Linked DNA regions of Homo sapiens: region 1 is linked to region 2. Evidence: read pairs that join two places in POLR2A ChIA-PET (ENCODE). Cell type or tissue: PC-3. All regions are shown on one strand.

Evidence for each region. ChIA-PET counts read pairs that join two places held together with the same protein. Peaks named below come from ENCODE experiments on the same cell type or tissue, not always from the same donor. Only the 100,000 strongest peaks of a DNase experiment are listed, where the experiment ranks them.
Region 1: POLR2A ChIA-PET joins it to region 2 with 6 read pairs; 1 of 35 experiments calls an interaction of 5 or more read pairs at or near these places.

What each region holds. Positions count from the first base shown.
Region 1 is chr6:138,512,862-138,520,861 of GRCh38, reverse strand. It overlaps a transcript of NHSL1 not described here. Among named protein-coding and RNA genes, the nearest start is that of NHSL1, 17 kb to the right of the region's middle. RefSeq lists an enhancer at 2,677-2,846. In PC-3, CTCF peaks have their summits at 202 (motif pointing right) and 3,102 (motif pointing right); a DNase peak (open chromatin) is centred at 3,111.
Region 2 is chr6:137,030,633-137,038,632 of GRCh38, reverse strand. All of the region lies in intron 1 of IL20RA (interleukin 20 receptor subunit alpha), which reads left to right. Among named protein-coding and RNA genes, the nearest start is that of IL20RA, 10 kb to the left of the region's middle. In PC-3, no CTCF peak of the experiment used is centred here; a DNase peak (open chromatin) is centred at 4,642; H3K27ac peaks cover 678 bases.

The sequences.
Region 1 (8,000 bases), 1.5 Mb before region 2:
AAGCCACCATATTTCTTTCCTAGTTGATCACAGTAGCTTCCTACTTTTACTTGTCCATGCACAATCTGTTCTCCACACAGTGGCCAAAGAGATCTGGTTGAAGCCCATGTGTTTGTCACAAAAAGTAGAAATCAGTTGTTCTTTCAGGCTCTGTCATAGGCAGTATCTGTGGTAAAATATTTGGAAAATATTTCTGAGAAATATTCTCATTTTTACCAGCAGAGGGAGATTAACTTGGTCAAGGTTATATACAAGTGTAAAAAGAATTAAACTGCTGGGCGCAGTGGCTCACGTCTGTAATCTCAGCACTTTGGGAGGCCGAGGAGGGCAGATTGCCTGAGGTCAGGAGTTTAAGACCAGCCTGGCCAACATGGTGAAACCCCATCTCTACTAAAAATACAAAAATTAGCTGGGTGTGGTGGCACATGCCTGTAGTCCCAGCTACTTGGAAGGTGGAGGGCAGGAGAATTGCTTGAACCCGGGAGGCAGAGGTTGCAGTGAGCCAAGATCGCACCACTGCACTCCAGCCTGGTGACAGAGCGGGACTCCATCTCAAAAAAAAAAAAAAAAAAAAAAAAAAAGAATTAAACTAGGCAGCGTATTCCAGCACTCAGTGTTGGGAGAACTGTGTCCAATTTTGAAATTTTATTGGTTAGTTATTGATATTTATTTTGGTATGATTTTATATGCCAAGACTGTGTAGATTTATATTTTATTCTTTTAAAACAATCTGTTTTGCCTTATTATGTTATTATTGTTATTATTCTTTGTCACTAACCTTAAAGAACACATAACAATTGGATTTGGGCAATAATGAATTGTATACTGAATGCCAACGGTTATGGGAAAAACCCTGTATTCCCCTTGTTTCAGAAAGGATTGAAGGCAGCTGGGAAAGTATAAAACGTGAAAAAGGTTGAGAGGGAGTAGGAAAATTTTTGATCAACTAGTCTTCATCTTTATCAACTTTTTAAGGGATGGCTCTCAAATATGTATTTTTAAAACAAAGAGTATTTCAGTAATATAAATATGGAACAAACAGTTGCCAATCAACTCTATCTGAATACTGAAATGGAGGGAATGGGAAATACTGCCCATGTAAGTGTTCTAGATCTTTCTCCAGCTACCTTGCTAGAGATGCCTAAGTATGTGTGAAGATGTATCCTTTCTGAAGTGCAAGAAGAAACTAGCACCAGACAGCAACCTGCAGACACTGTGCTTGTTTGTAAAAATTTTTCACAAGATTTTCCCACTCCTCTGTTGATTTTCTCACAGGGTTGATGTATCATGGACAATGGGAAAAAAATCTTGTGCAAATGTCATTCCAGCCTTGCATATTAAATTATTCATGTATTGTGATGGTAGCAAATTACTTTCTTCATCTAAGATATTTCTCTGGTTTAAAAAAAAAGACAAGAATGTTAATATTTAATGCTTTTATTACAATATTTGGGTGTTTATGAAGAAGTAAATATTTTTGAGTTATGAGAGACATAAAAATTCCATTTGTTTTTGATAACACATTTTTTTAAGGTCATTGCTTTATCAAAAGGAAAATTGGGTGACAGAGCAGATTTTTTTTTGAAGATTCACTTTCTTTTAAATTTCTACTACTAAATTATGCTTTGAAAAAAATACTATTGAAGTTGTTAGTTGTTACTATACACATGGTAAGGCTTTTTTTTTTCTGTGTCATTCAGAGGAGGCTTATTTACGCAGTGGTGCTCAGAAAAGTTATATTTTCCCATTAGATGGTTAGCTGTGGAGTGTTTTATTCTAAAGTGGCATTTTATTATGTATGTATGTATGTATTTATTTATTTATTTATTTATTCATTTATTTTTGAGACAGTGTCTTGCTCTGTCACCCAGGCTGGAGCGCAGTGGTGCGATCTTGGCTCACTGCATCCTCCGCCTCCCCGGTTCAAGTGATTCTCCTGCCTCAGCCTCCCGAGTAGCTGGGATTACAGGCATGCACCACCACACCCAGCTAATTTTTGTGTTTTTGGTAGAGACGGGGTTTCACCACGTTGGCCAGGCTGGTCTTGAACTCCTGACCTCAGGCGATCTGCTGGCCTTGGCCTCCTAAAGTGCTGGGATTACAGGCGTGAGCTACTGCGCCTGGCCTTCAGTGGCATTCTAGAATGTTCTATTGAAGTTACTATGTCAGTGCTTGGATTTCTTACTGTCTTCCCCATTAGAACGTAGTATGTAGTGAAGAATTAAAGCCAAACATAAACATTTCTAGTTTTGTTTTTGTTTTTTTCCAACTTTAATTATATAGGCTAGCTGGAAGAGTGAGTTAATTTAACTTGTTAATTTCTGAAGTGAGATTGCAACAACCCATGAAATGCTCTGGGTTTTTCTAAAAAAAAAAAAAAAAAAATCATTCCTGTGGACGTTCTACCCTCACTTCTATTATTTTTCTTATATAATGTGAATTTGTGCATCTCTTGAAAAAAAAAAAAACCTGCTGTAATTTTTTAAAGCTCTCCAGAAAGAGAGTCCATGGAAAGAAACCAAACCTGGACTGTGTTGAGTTGATAGACTTAGCAGGTGACACTGTTAAATGCTACTGGGTGAATTCTTGTGGGCCACTGATACAATTTGAGTCAAAGAGTTCTCTGACACTCTTCAGTTTCTGATTCAGGAAGTTCAGATGTATTAATAAATAACTGTATTTCTGGATTTGAAGCAAAACTGAAATAAGAGACCACAAATCTCAGGTGACTTTGGAACCTATATTAGTAATTGTTCTTACTGAAGAACTTGTCCAGAAATCTTGCAGCAGTTTCTCACTCCAGTCCTGTCCCACTCCCTACTGCCCCTCCCCACCATCTGACCTGACTTCCTCCCCTAACCAGCCACAGAACTAACAACGTTCGCTTCCCAGACTCCCTTGCAGCTACAGTACAGGTATGTGACCTAGGCTGTGCCACCCTGACCCACTCATTGGATGTGGATGACAAACTGAGGGATGTTAGGCAGTAGCTGAGTAGGTTGTCTGGATCTACTGGCAAGCCCAGCAGCACTGACCTGCTCTGGGAGCTGCTTCAGTGGCTCCACAAGTGTAGGCATCCACACTTGCGCATGCTCTGTGATGACCAGCAGGTGGCAACAGCAGCAGTGTTTCACTGTTACAGTCCTGGCTGATTGGCAGGTAAACTTATCCTCTGGCCCTCCTGGAGATTCTGAGAACTCCTTAATATCTCTTAATAAATAGGATTTGCTTAATTAATATGATGAAACTGGATTCTATTGTTTGCCTCTAAGTGCTCAGACATTGCTTTCATATCTGCTTTAACAAGGCACTGGCTGTCTTGTTTCAGTAATCTGATGTTCTTTCCCTAAATACTGATAGTGGTTAGATCTTACATGTTCTTTATCAGAATGTATGTGATACTTCAGAACTGTATATAACTAAAATTGGGGAAAACTCAGCATTTAAAAAATGAATACAGAGAAAGCTTTTTATGTCATTGTTACTTTCCATTCATGGGCTTTAATCATGACCATCCAGTTTCTGCAAACCCTACTTGTAGAAAAAAATCAGTCTGACAATGCAGGCAATAATCAGGAACTGAAATATTCATCCAGAATTCTCCAACAACATGAAATCAGAGAGTCTGGTGAGAACAGAGGCTAAGTAGAGTCAGAATGTGACAGTATCCTACCTCCTGGACTGTTGGTGTCGTCTTGGACTAGGTAACACACTTAAGAGAGGCAGAAAGTGTTATGATACAGCCAAAGAGTAGGCATGGGGGAAATCATTGTGCAGAAGATAGACTGTTTACTTCCATCCCTTTCTCATCAACATTATAGTTCACCTTGGATTTAAACATTTTGTCTATTTTTAAAATTTAGTTTTCTATGTCTCTAACGTTTTTCTAAAACACAGAAGACTATTTTGCATGGAAACTTTCATGTTGCCTGGATGCAGTGGCTCGCGCCTGTAATCCCAGCACTTTGGGAGGCTGAGGCACGAGGATTGCTTGAGCTCAGGAGTTTGAGACCACCCTGGGCAACATGGTGAAACCCTGTCTCTAAAAAAAATACAAAGATTAACCGGGCATGGTGGCATGCACTTGTAGTCCCAACTACTTGGGAGGTTGAGGTGGGAGGATGACTTGAGCCCAGGAGGTAGGGGTTGCAATGAGCCAAGATCACACCACTGCACTCCAGCCTGGTCAAGAGAGCTAGACCTTGTCTCAAACAAACAAAAACACGAATTGCCTATTTTCCCAAATTAACAACAACAACAACAACAACAACAAAACAACTTTGATGTTCAACCATTGCTAACTGAGAGTTCTAAGGTCTTTGGCTTGACACCAGTGATGACTTAACTTTTCTAGCCATATCTCCCACAGCCATTGCCACAAACCCCACTTTGTCATCCCAGCAGGCCAGCAGATGGTCTCAGGCACGTTCAGTTGCAGACAACATTGTAAGCAGACGGGGATTTAAAATAGAGTATATGGTATCTACATGATCATTGGAAAAACCTTTAGGAATAGGCCCAAGCTGAACACCCAGGCATAGCTCTCTCAGCTGGCCAAAGGAGCTGTTATCTCTGCCGCAGTCAAAGCTGGCACCCAGGTTTTGACTCCACGCCCACACTCCCTCAGCTGTGTACCTTACCAGCAAAATGATCACTACATGCCTTGCTTCCCACCTCCATGAAAGTAGGGATGGCACACTGAGACTTCAGTTACCTCAACAGTCAGACTTAGCAGCAGAAACAGCCGAAGCCGCAGGAGCATGGAAATGAGGACTTGTATCATCAGTCATGTGCATCTGCTTTGCAAATGCTAGGCCGGCTGCTGAGGCCCCTGTGTCAAAGAGTCTGGGAAATGTGGTTTCCAACTCCCAGCCTCTCATTGTGGTGCACTGGACAAGGAGGTGACTTGCCTGGGACTGTGAGAGACGGCGTGCGCCTTCATGACACACACACTCAGTATTCCCAACTCCAGACGATTCACTGTCTTCTTTATGCCCTCTTGTTGAGTTGGAATGTGTTTCATATCTGTTTTCCTCTAGCAAACGTTTACCTACCCATCCAGGCCTAGCTCACATGTCACCTGCTACGTCAAGTTTTCCCCGATACTATTAACTTCCAGCCGTTAGAGTTATGCACTTCCTAATTTAAAATGTACCTTATTCCCATTTTATTGAATTCTGTCTTCTTCCGTCCAATAGAATGCCTGATGGACAAGAAATAGATAGTTTATTTCTTTATTGCATCATTTGATCAACTAACTTACTGGCATCTCCAAAGCCAATATGGCCCAGTTCCTGTCCTCCAGGAGCACAGCTCCTAGCAGGGAAGACAAATGAGCACAATTATGGAGCGGATAAGCCATAAATAAGTGAAAAATCCACCCTCCTGGGGAGAGGATGCGAAAGACTAAAAAGTCAGAGAAGGCTTCATAAGAGAAAGTTGTCTTTGTTTTGATGTCTCTGGTGCCTAGAGTATTGTTTGGTGTGTTGAGTCCTTAATGAATGAGATGAGGCTGAAGATGAATGAACTGATTTCTGTGAATGAACTTTTGTCTCCAGTTAAAAGCTCCCTGCCAATCTTAGTGGCTGCAGATATTTTACAGCGGTCTCCTGTTAGCCTCAGTTTTTGCTTCTCGTGGTTTCAGTTACCCATGGTCAACTGAGATCTGAAAATATTAAGTAGAAAATTTTAGAAATAATAATACATAAGTTTTGAATTGTGTGCTGTTCTGAGAAGTGTGGTGAACTCTCTCACCCTCCTGCCCCATCCTGCCCAGGATGTGGTCAGCTGATCCACACTGTAGACACTGCCTGCCCGTCAGTCACAGTTATCAGATCTGTCGTGGTATCTCATCATGTAGACACTTTTTTTTTTTAATCTTACGTCCTCAGAAGAAGGGTGAATTCAGTACAATAAGATTTTTGTTGTTGTTGCTGTGTGAGACAGGGTCTTGTGTTGTCGCCCAGGCTGGAATGCCGTGGTGTGACCACAGCTCACTGCAGCCTCGAACTTCTGGGCTCAAGCTATCCTCCCACTTCAGCCTCCCGAGTAGCTGGAACCACAGGTGTGAGCCACTACATCTGGCTGATTTGTATTTTTTATTTTTTGTAGAGACAGAGTCTCCCTATGTTCCCCAGGCTGGTCTTGAACTCCTAGGCTCAAGCCATCCACCTGCCTCGGCCTCCTAAAGTGCTGAGATTGCAGGAGTGAGCCACCATGCCTGGCCACAATAAGATATTTTGAGAGAGAGAAAAAGAGAGAGGGAGACCACATCCACATAACTTTTACTATAGTATACTGTTGTCATTGTTCTGTTTTATTATTGTTAATCTCTTACTGTGCCTAATTTATAAATGAAACTTTATCGTGGATATGTATGTGTAGGAATAAATGTAGCATATGTAGGGTTTGGTACCATCTGTGGTTTTAGGCATCCACTGGAAGTCTTAGAGTGTATTCCTTGTGGATAAGGGAGAACTACTGTATTTTTTTTAACATCCTAAGAATAAAGTTTGTTTTGTTTGTTTGTTTGTTTGTTTGTTTTGAGATGGAGTCTTGCTCTGTCACCCAGGCTGGAGTGCAGTGGCGTGATCTCGGCTCACTGCAACCCCCTCCTCCCGGGTTCAAGCAATTCTTCTGCCTCAGCCTCCTGAGTACCTGGCACTACAGGTGCTCACCACCACGCCCGGCTAATTTTTGTTATTTTTAGTAGAGACAGGGTTTCACCATGTCGGTCAGGCTGGTCTCGAACTCCTGACCTCAGGTGATCCGCCCGCCTTGGCCTCCCAAAGTGCTGAGATTACAGGCGTGAGCCACCACGCCTGGCCAAGAATAAAGTCTTTAGAGTTGGTAATGTAAACTATTTCTTTTCCTGCTGTATTAAATTCATTCATTTAATAAAATAATATGAATTGCATGCCCACAGTGTATCAAACCTGGCACTGGGCACCTTGTTGCTGTAGGTTCAGTGAGCCATGGCCTCTGTATCATGGTCCAGATCATGTGTTTAGTGGGAGATTAAACAAATTAGTCATTGAACAAATCACTACAAGTAGTAGTGATATAGAAGAAAAGTATAGGTTTCGATGAAAGTGAACAATGGGAGGTCTAAATAGAGTCCAATTCAGACCTTGAAGAAATGGCAAATTAATCTGAGACCCGAAGGATGATGGGAAGAGAGTGGGTAAAAGGCCAATCCACTGGCCCTCTGTCTCTTTACACAGCAACTAAGATAACTCTTGCTTCTTCCTTTACCCACCAGCCCCTGTAATCATTTGATTGCCAAAATATCTGGTATTCAAGAAAATAAAATCCAATTTCAACACACAGGGAAACTTTTCAAAAAGTTACTCATCCCAGCTACTTGGGAGGCCGAAGCAGGGGAGGATTGCTTGAGCACAGGAGTTGGAGACTGTGGTGAACTGGGATCTGCACTCTAGCCTGGGTGACAGAGTGAGTCCCTGTCTCTGGAAAAAGAAAAAAAAAAGTTACTTACATTCATGAATAAATGTTAGGTTTATTCATAAATGTGTGGACATTTTTGTTTAGTATTTGCAAGGCGTTTCTTAAGGAAAATTTTCATAAAGGTTAGAAAATTATGGCACTATGTGACAAGAATGCTTTAAAGTTCGCCAGGCTCTTTTCCTTCCCAACCCATTTCTATGAATGTTACCTGTTGTCCCATTGTATCCATTTTCACAACAGCTGGTTTTGCATGGCACCGAGGTTGGCACTGTGCAAAGTGAAGGGCATGGAGTTGGCTCTGGCCCTCCAGGAGCTTCCAGAAATATCAGAGGGGGTGTCTGCCATGTGTAGAACACATAGCACATCAAGTACGAATTTTAAATGAACATGTTAGTTTAGGTCTGGGTAACTGATGGCAGAGCACGAACAGATTGAGGGTAGGTGCATTTTATTAGGAAACCAGGAGGAAGAAACACATTAGTTGTGGAGAAGGGAGGTAACACCGGGGAAAACCCCATCTAGACAGGGCAGGCTGA
Region 2 (8,000 bases):
TGATGTTCTGACAGCATTTTTACATTTTCTTAGTCTACAGTTTATGACATAACACAAAATTTGATATGAGAAACATGAATTAAATCACTTTAATCAATTCCAAGGTCTATCAATTACATATAAAATTGGAGAACAAGGCCAAGGGCAATGGGTCATGCCTGTAATCCCAGAGCTTTGGGAGGTTGAGGCAGAAGGGTCACTTGAGGCCAGGAATTTGAGAGCAGCCAGGAGAGACCCCATCTCTACAAAAAAATTTCAAAAAATAGCCAGGCTTGGTAATGCCTAGCTGCTTGGGAAGCTGAGGCAGGAGGATCACTTGAGCCCAGGAGTTTGGGGCTGCAGTGAGCTATGATCGCACCACTGCAACTCCAGCCCGGGCAACAGAGCAAGACTCTGTCTCAAAAAAAAAAAAAAAAAAAAAAAAAAAGGAGAACAAAAGAACTATAGAAAGAAAGTATGCTAGTCAGAGACATTAAAATTAAATACTGCTTTATCTTTCAGAATTCCTTTTGATGTAGAAACTCAGAGTTGACAGGACCTTAAAAGTCACCCCACCCAGCTGCCACTCTCTTGATTGTCCTCTGCAGCATCACTTCCAAGTAATGACCTGTCTGCTGTGTGAGCACCTCTCATCACAGGATACTCACTACCCTGCACCCAGGCAGGCAGGATGTCCTGTCACTGCAGATTTCAACTATTAAAAAGTTCTTTGATAAAATGAGCTGAGCCTTGATCCTTCAATTTTCACTCACTGTTAGTCCTCATTCTAAGCCAATGAAGTCATGCTGGACAAGCTGTTCAGATCATTGAATTCAACCATCACATTTCCTCTGTGTCTTCTTTCCTCTCCAGAAAACCACCTCCCCAGAAAACTGCTAGGTGCCTTCTCTCTCCCAGTATTTCCAGTATATGTTCCAGTTTGTTTGCAATATCTCGGGCTGACTTCCTATAGATCATGATGAGACTGCTGGTCTACAACATTCTAAACACTGAACCTTGGAAGGTTCATTTACCCTCCAATGATTCAGCATCAGGTTCCTGATGAACACAGGCCTCTGATGTCTAAAAGGAGCCCTCCTTTCTTATCTTTGTTGTCATCTATGAGACACAGACCCTCATTCAAACTCAGAATTTCATATTAGTACAATTTCATTTTGCTCTGGAGGTGATTTTGTTTCTGTTTGCTTCTTACAGCATAGGGAATGAAAGTATGGCATAGTGTTTTATCTAGAACTTGTGATGATGGTCTTAAATGCAACTAAGGCTACTCTTTGCTGAAAGGACAATTTTTATTGACTATAAATATTATCTATACGAAATTGGGTCTGTTTTTTGAGGGTAGCAATCGCTGCATTACACTTTGCACCACCAAAATGGATACTTCAATCACTATCCACTGTTCAAGCAAATGCCAGCTCTACCCACAACACAGAGAAAAGGCATACTTAGTCCTGTACAGACTTGTGGGGAAGCTTTGTTTATACTTCTTGATTTCAACATGTATACCATGTATACTTTTCACCCCGCTTCTTCTCGGCTGCATAGTCCAAAGTTCCATTCCATACAGCTACATTTGCATTTTGATGACGTGGGATATTTTGGCAGCTATGTGCTCCTAGTTAAAGCATTTGTTTACATTATCAACCGTATTTAAATTTCCTCCTTACCAACTTTGCAGGGTTTTCTTTTGTTTTGGTTTTTTTGCTCAACATCAGTCCCCTCATCTTCACTTTCAGGAGACTCCAGCAGCTCTTAGAGCATTCATTTTTCTTTTCAATAAACATTGTGCTCATTGTTGAGGAAAGATACAAGCAAGCAACAGACACCTACTCTATTAGCTTCTCAAGGCTGCCATGGCAAAGTGCCACAAACTGGGTGGCTTAAAATAATGCAACTTTATTGCCTCACAGTCCTGGAGCCTGGAAGTCTGAAATCAAGGTGTCAGCAGGGTGGGTTCTTTCTGAAGGCTGTGAGGGAGAATCCATTCTGTGCCTCTTCGTGCTTCTGGTGGTGCTGGCAATCTTAGGCACCCCTTGGCTTGTAGACACAACACCCTGATCTCTCCCTGATCTTCACATGGCATTCTTCCTGTTTGCCTTCACATAGTCTTCCAGAAGACTCTGCATGTCTGTCTGTGTTCAGATTTCCCTTTTTATGAGGACACCAGTCATACTGCATTTCGGCCCACCCTGATGACCTCATTGTAACTTGCTCATCTCTTTAAAGACCTTATTTCTGAATGAGATCCCATTCTGAGGTACTAGAAGTTAGGATGTCAACATATTTCTTTTGGGCAACACAATTCAACTCATCACATCTACCATACCCTCAAAGACTTATAGAATACCAAGCAGGATCCATGGGCTTGGCATCTATGGTGGAAAAGAATGTTTTCTCAGCCACATGCAGTGGTTCCTCCTCTCCAACATGTTTAGGAGTCTGTGTCCAATGAAGGAAAACTTTTGCAGAAGGGTGAGAGCTGAAAGCCTCTACTGAGAATGTTGAGAGCCCGGACGAGGTCTTCTCTTGTGCTTTCCGTAACTTGACCATAAGGCAGAGCTGTCAATGGGTACTTAATAAAGACTAAAGACATTTAAATTTATCCAGCAGAGGAGCTCACTCTTCTGAGACCTCTGCCTCCCGTCTTGGCTGCTCTAGGGAGCACTTGCCCTGAGAAATCCTCTCCCTTGTTCCAACAAAGACCATTTTCATATGTAAGGCGTAACTACCCATAGTCTTCCAGCCCAGCATCCCTCTCCCTTTCCAACGAACCCATCTATGTTGCAGAATGTCTATAAATTATCTACTAAATGCTCAACTTATTATTTTTAAAATTAGCTTATCAATTTTAAGTGCAAAGTAGAATATCACATGCAGCCCATAATGTAGGGAATGAGGTATTTGAAGTGATCAGATTTAACAAAATAGGATTACCTCAATACCCCATGCATCCATTTTGAGTTTTCAAAACATTTAACTATATCCCGACTCAGTGTAATTTCTAAATAATCCTTCGAGTGATTTTTGCTCACTCATTCATTCAGTGTCATCCTTTTATACATATGGGGAGCTGTTCTAGGCTTCAGGGTGAACAAGAAAACAAGGGCCCTTTCTTCATTTAGTCTTCAGAGAAATATAGACAAGTAAGTGATTGCATTAAAATGTAAATGCCAGAATTGAGGAAAACAGTTTCTTTAGAAGCATAGGATAAGACACCTGATCTAATAATGGTGTCAGGCAGGGCTTCCTATAGGAAGGTCCTTTAAACTGAGACTTATAAGAGTTGTTGGTTAATTAATATACATGTATGCATATGTATATATCACATCACATTCTCCTTACTCAAGGATAAAAGGTGAATCAGAAAAGAAATTTGATATCCAAGTAAATGCCTTTCTATGAATAAATACCTTAAATACTTTTAGTAAAAACCATATTAATTCAATCAGTAGTCATAAGTAGGTTGCCATCTATGTTATATAAAATATTTATAATTCAATATAAATTTAGATCTTTTTAAAAATGTGGTAATATACACCATGGAGTACTATGCAGCCATAAAAAGGAATGGGATCATGTCCTTTTGCAGGGACATGGATGAAGCTGGAGGCCATTATCCTCAGCAAACTAACACAAGAACAGAAAACCAAATACCACATGTTCCCACTCTTTTTTTTTTTTTTTTTCTGAGATGGAGTCTCGCTCTTTCACCCAGGCTGGAGTGCAGTGGCACAATCTCGGCTCACTGCAACCTCCGCCTTCCGGGTTCTCACCATTCTCCTGCCTCAGCCTCCCAAGTAGCTAGGACTACAGGCGCCCGCCACCACGCCCGGCTCATTTTTTTTTTTATATTTTTAGTAGAGACAGGGTTTCACCGTGTTAGCCAGGGTGGTCTCCATCTCCTGACCTTGTGATCTGCCCGCCTTGGCCTCCCAAAGTGCTGGGATTACAGGCGTGAGCCACCGCACCTGGCCCACATGTTCTCACTCTTAAGTGGGAGCTGAACAATGAGAACACATGGACACAGGGAGGGGAACAACACACACCGGGGCCTGTGAGGAGTGCTGGGGGAGGGAGAGCATCAGGATAAATAGCTAATGCATGCAGGGCTTATCACCTAGGTGATGGGTTGATAGGTGCAGCAAACCACCGTGGCATACGGTTTACCTATGTAACAAACCTGCACATTCTGCACGTGTATCCTGAAACTTAAAATAAAATAAAATAAAATATAAAAAATAAAATAAATTCAGGTCTTTTAAATTTAAATATTAGCAAACAAATAAAGCTAAGTCCTGCTATCAGCATATTCCATATATAAATTACCAAGTAGTTAATATTCCTTTTCACATACATTTCTTTCTTAAAACACTAAAAATGAACAAACAAACAAAAATCCAATAATAGCAAAATCCCATGGAAAGGATGATTTTTCTGAGTGGTAGTCATCTAGTGGGTAGGAGTCAGGGGTTTTGTGACTGTAGGACACTGACCTCAAGATCATCGGCAGCCTCAACAAGCCACTGTGGTCTGCGGCTCTTTGCAACACTCACTCAAACCACAGTAATCAAAAGGCACACATTATGCTGTGGCTTCTGACATAGGTACTATTTACCACTTCCTGAGTCAACCCAGTCCTTTAAGGACTCTGTTAACTTTCATGAACAACATCAAAGGAACTGTCTTGCCTGGTCCAGTATCCAAGTTGTTTCTGGAGGTGTTGCAATGAAACAGTGAATTGAATAGTGTCCTCCCAAAAGTAATTTCCACCTACAACCTCAGAATATGACCTTATTTGGAAGTAGAGTTTTTGCAGACGTAATTAGTTCAGAATTTTGTATTGGTCCATTCTCGCCTTGCTACAAAGAAATACCTGTGACCGGGAAATTTATAAAGAAAATAAGTTTAATTGGCACTTGGTTCTACAGGCTACACTGGAAGAATGGTGCTGGCACCTGCTTGGCTTTTGGGGAGGCCTCAGGAAACTTACAATCATGGCAGAAGGCGGAAGGGGAGCAAGCATGTCACATGGCCTGGGCAGAAACAAGAGAGAGCAATGGTGGGGAGGTGCTACACACTTTAAACAACCAGATCTTGTGAGAACTCACTCACTATCAGGAGAACAGCACCAAGCGGGTGGTGCTAAACCACTAATGCCCACTTTGTGGGCATTCCATTCATGAGAAATCCACCCCCATGGTCCAATCACCTCCCACCAGGTCCTACCTCTTACATTGGGAATTTTTAGTACTTCAACATGAGATTTGGGCAAGGACACATATCCAAACTATATAAGATTTCATGATGAAATCATCCCAGAATTAGGGTGGACTGGTGTCCTTGTAAGAAGAGGATGGGACTCAGAAAAACCACATGAAGGCCAAGGTGAGCAGAGACTGGAGTGATGTTGCCATGAGCCAAGGAACACCTGGGGCCACCAGGAGCTGAAAGAGGCAATGAAACATAGTTTTCTAGAACCATCTGAGGGAGTGTGGCCCTGCTGACTCCTTGATATCAGACATCCAGCCTTAGAGCTGTGAGATAATGAATGTCCATTGTTTTAAGCCACCTAGTTTGTGGTACTTTGTTTTGGCAGCCCTAGGAAACTAATACAAGGGACTTGGACTCTTCTTTGTGGGCGTCTCTTCATTATTGCCCTGCTTTTATCCTGATTACTCTTGTTTTATATCTTGTGGCAAAATAATGTAAGTACCTCAAAGAGCCAGTCTTCTGCAAGTCCTGTTCAGCATATGGAATCTCTGTTCATTTTACTGCATTTAGTTACACAACTTTATCAAGGCGTAATTCAGCCTTGAAGAGGTCCGATCCTAGTCCTGGTCACCCTCAAAACAATTCATCATTCTGATAGTGTTCTTGATGGCTACCGAACACTTCTATCTTCCTGGTGTGTGATTGGAAAGTCTGAGATTCCAGTTGAGATCATGCCGTCAATCTCATTTGCCTCCAAATTCCAAGCAACAATCAGCAGAAGTAAATACTATTCATTATTTTCTTGAAAGTTAAAAGAAATGCAACATTGAAATTACTGTACACAAATGCTTCCACCGAAACAGAAAGTGAGAACTTGGAGCCAGGATCTCAGGGCCATGTGGAAAGAATAGCAATCGGGAAATCAGAGGATGGAAGTTCAGCCCCTCCTCGTCCACTGCCCTCTGTGGGCAAGTCACTTACCTTGAATGGGCTTTGGTTTTCTCATCTATGAAGGAGTAGGGTTCCATGATTTCTGAGGCCCAGAGATGACCACTGCCTGGGCAGTACCAGGCCATCACTTCACCTGCCTTGTGCCCTCCACCCGCCTGAGGGAACCTGCCCTGTCACTCTGTCCTTGGGGCTGGCCTTTGTACCCTGGTTCCCACCAGCTGTCTCCTGCCACTGAAACTAGCCCCTGCCTAACCCTCCACATTTCTTACATTTCCCCCAGGAGTCTCCCCACATTACCACCTATGCAACAACACAACAATCTTTTTCCTCTCCACAGAGCTTATTCTAATTCATACCAAGTAGATACCATACTGGATTTATTTTCTTTTTTTTCTTTTCTTTTTTTTTTTTTTTTTTTGAGACAGAATCTTGCTCTGTCGCCCAGGCTGGAGTGCAGTGGCACGATCTTGGCTCACTACAACCTCTGCCTCCCAGGTTCAAGTGATTCTCATGACTCAGCCTCCCAAGTAGCTGGGATTACAGGCACGTGCGCTGCCACGACCGACTAATTTTTGTTTAGTAGAGATGGGGTTTTGCCATGTTGGCCAGGCTGGTCTAGAACTCCTGGCCTTAAGTGATCTGCCAACCTCGGCCTCCCAAAATGCTGTAACTACAGGCATGAGCCAACACACCCAGCCTCATACTGGATAACCATCCTCTTTCATTTTCTTGATCACAACCTGATACAGGATTATACGAAGGACATAGTTCTGTAACAGTGAAGCATCACTTGATGATGGGGATACCTTCTCAGAAGTGTGTCCTTAGGTGATTTCATCCTTGTGCAAACATCATAGAATGTACTTCCCCAAACCTAAATGAAATAGCCTACCACTACACACCTAGGATATATGGCATAGCCAATTTACCCCTAGGCTACCAACCTGTACTGCATGCTACTGTACTGAATACTGTAGGCATTTGTAACACAATAGTATTTGTGTATCTAAAAATAGATACACATCTTATATATACATCATCTTATGGGACCAGCATCATTGACTGAACGTTGTTTTGCAGCACGTGACATTATTTCTGAAGTGTGCACCAGTGGTTTAAGTTGATCTTTGAGCTAGCAGTGCAGTTACCCAGCTACACCCAGCTGTACATTGTATCATCCAGGGCCCCAGCAACAGCACTGCTTGTTAATTTATTGTGGCTGTTATAGGCTGAAAGGTAACTTATGCAGGAAGGGTATCCAGCATAGGTGAGCGAATTGGATGTGCTTGGAGGAAATGGGCTGTTTTAAGTCTTTTGATGTCCACTGCCATTGGCCTGCCATTTGCCTGCTTCCCACAGATAAGTAATTCGTGGCAATGTTTATTACTGATAATAATGGCAGTTATTCATATAATAACAATAGTTATTGTTAACGGTAAGGAACAGTAAATATTTACAATGAATAGTAACTGTTGAGATGGGTGGCTGGGAGGAAATAAGTATAAAAGGTGAGAATGGGTACATAATAGTGGAGGAGGTGAAGGGGAGGTGATGCTGAAAGCATACTCCAGAGATGTCCAAGGAGTGTTTGAATTATCCCTGTACTGATCCACTGGGCAAATTGAAAAGTTACTACGTCTGAGTATTGGGAAACTTTTTTTTTTCATTTTTTCCCTTTGAAAAAGAAAAAGAACCAACTCTTGGGGTTAATCAATAAACCAAAATTATTTTCACTGCCTTTCTCAAATGATTGGTTAAGATTAAATCATTTGAGAAAGGCAACAAAAATAATGTTTGTTATTGCCTTGTCCCACTGTTCCTTTTTCTTTATTCCTTCT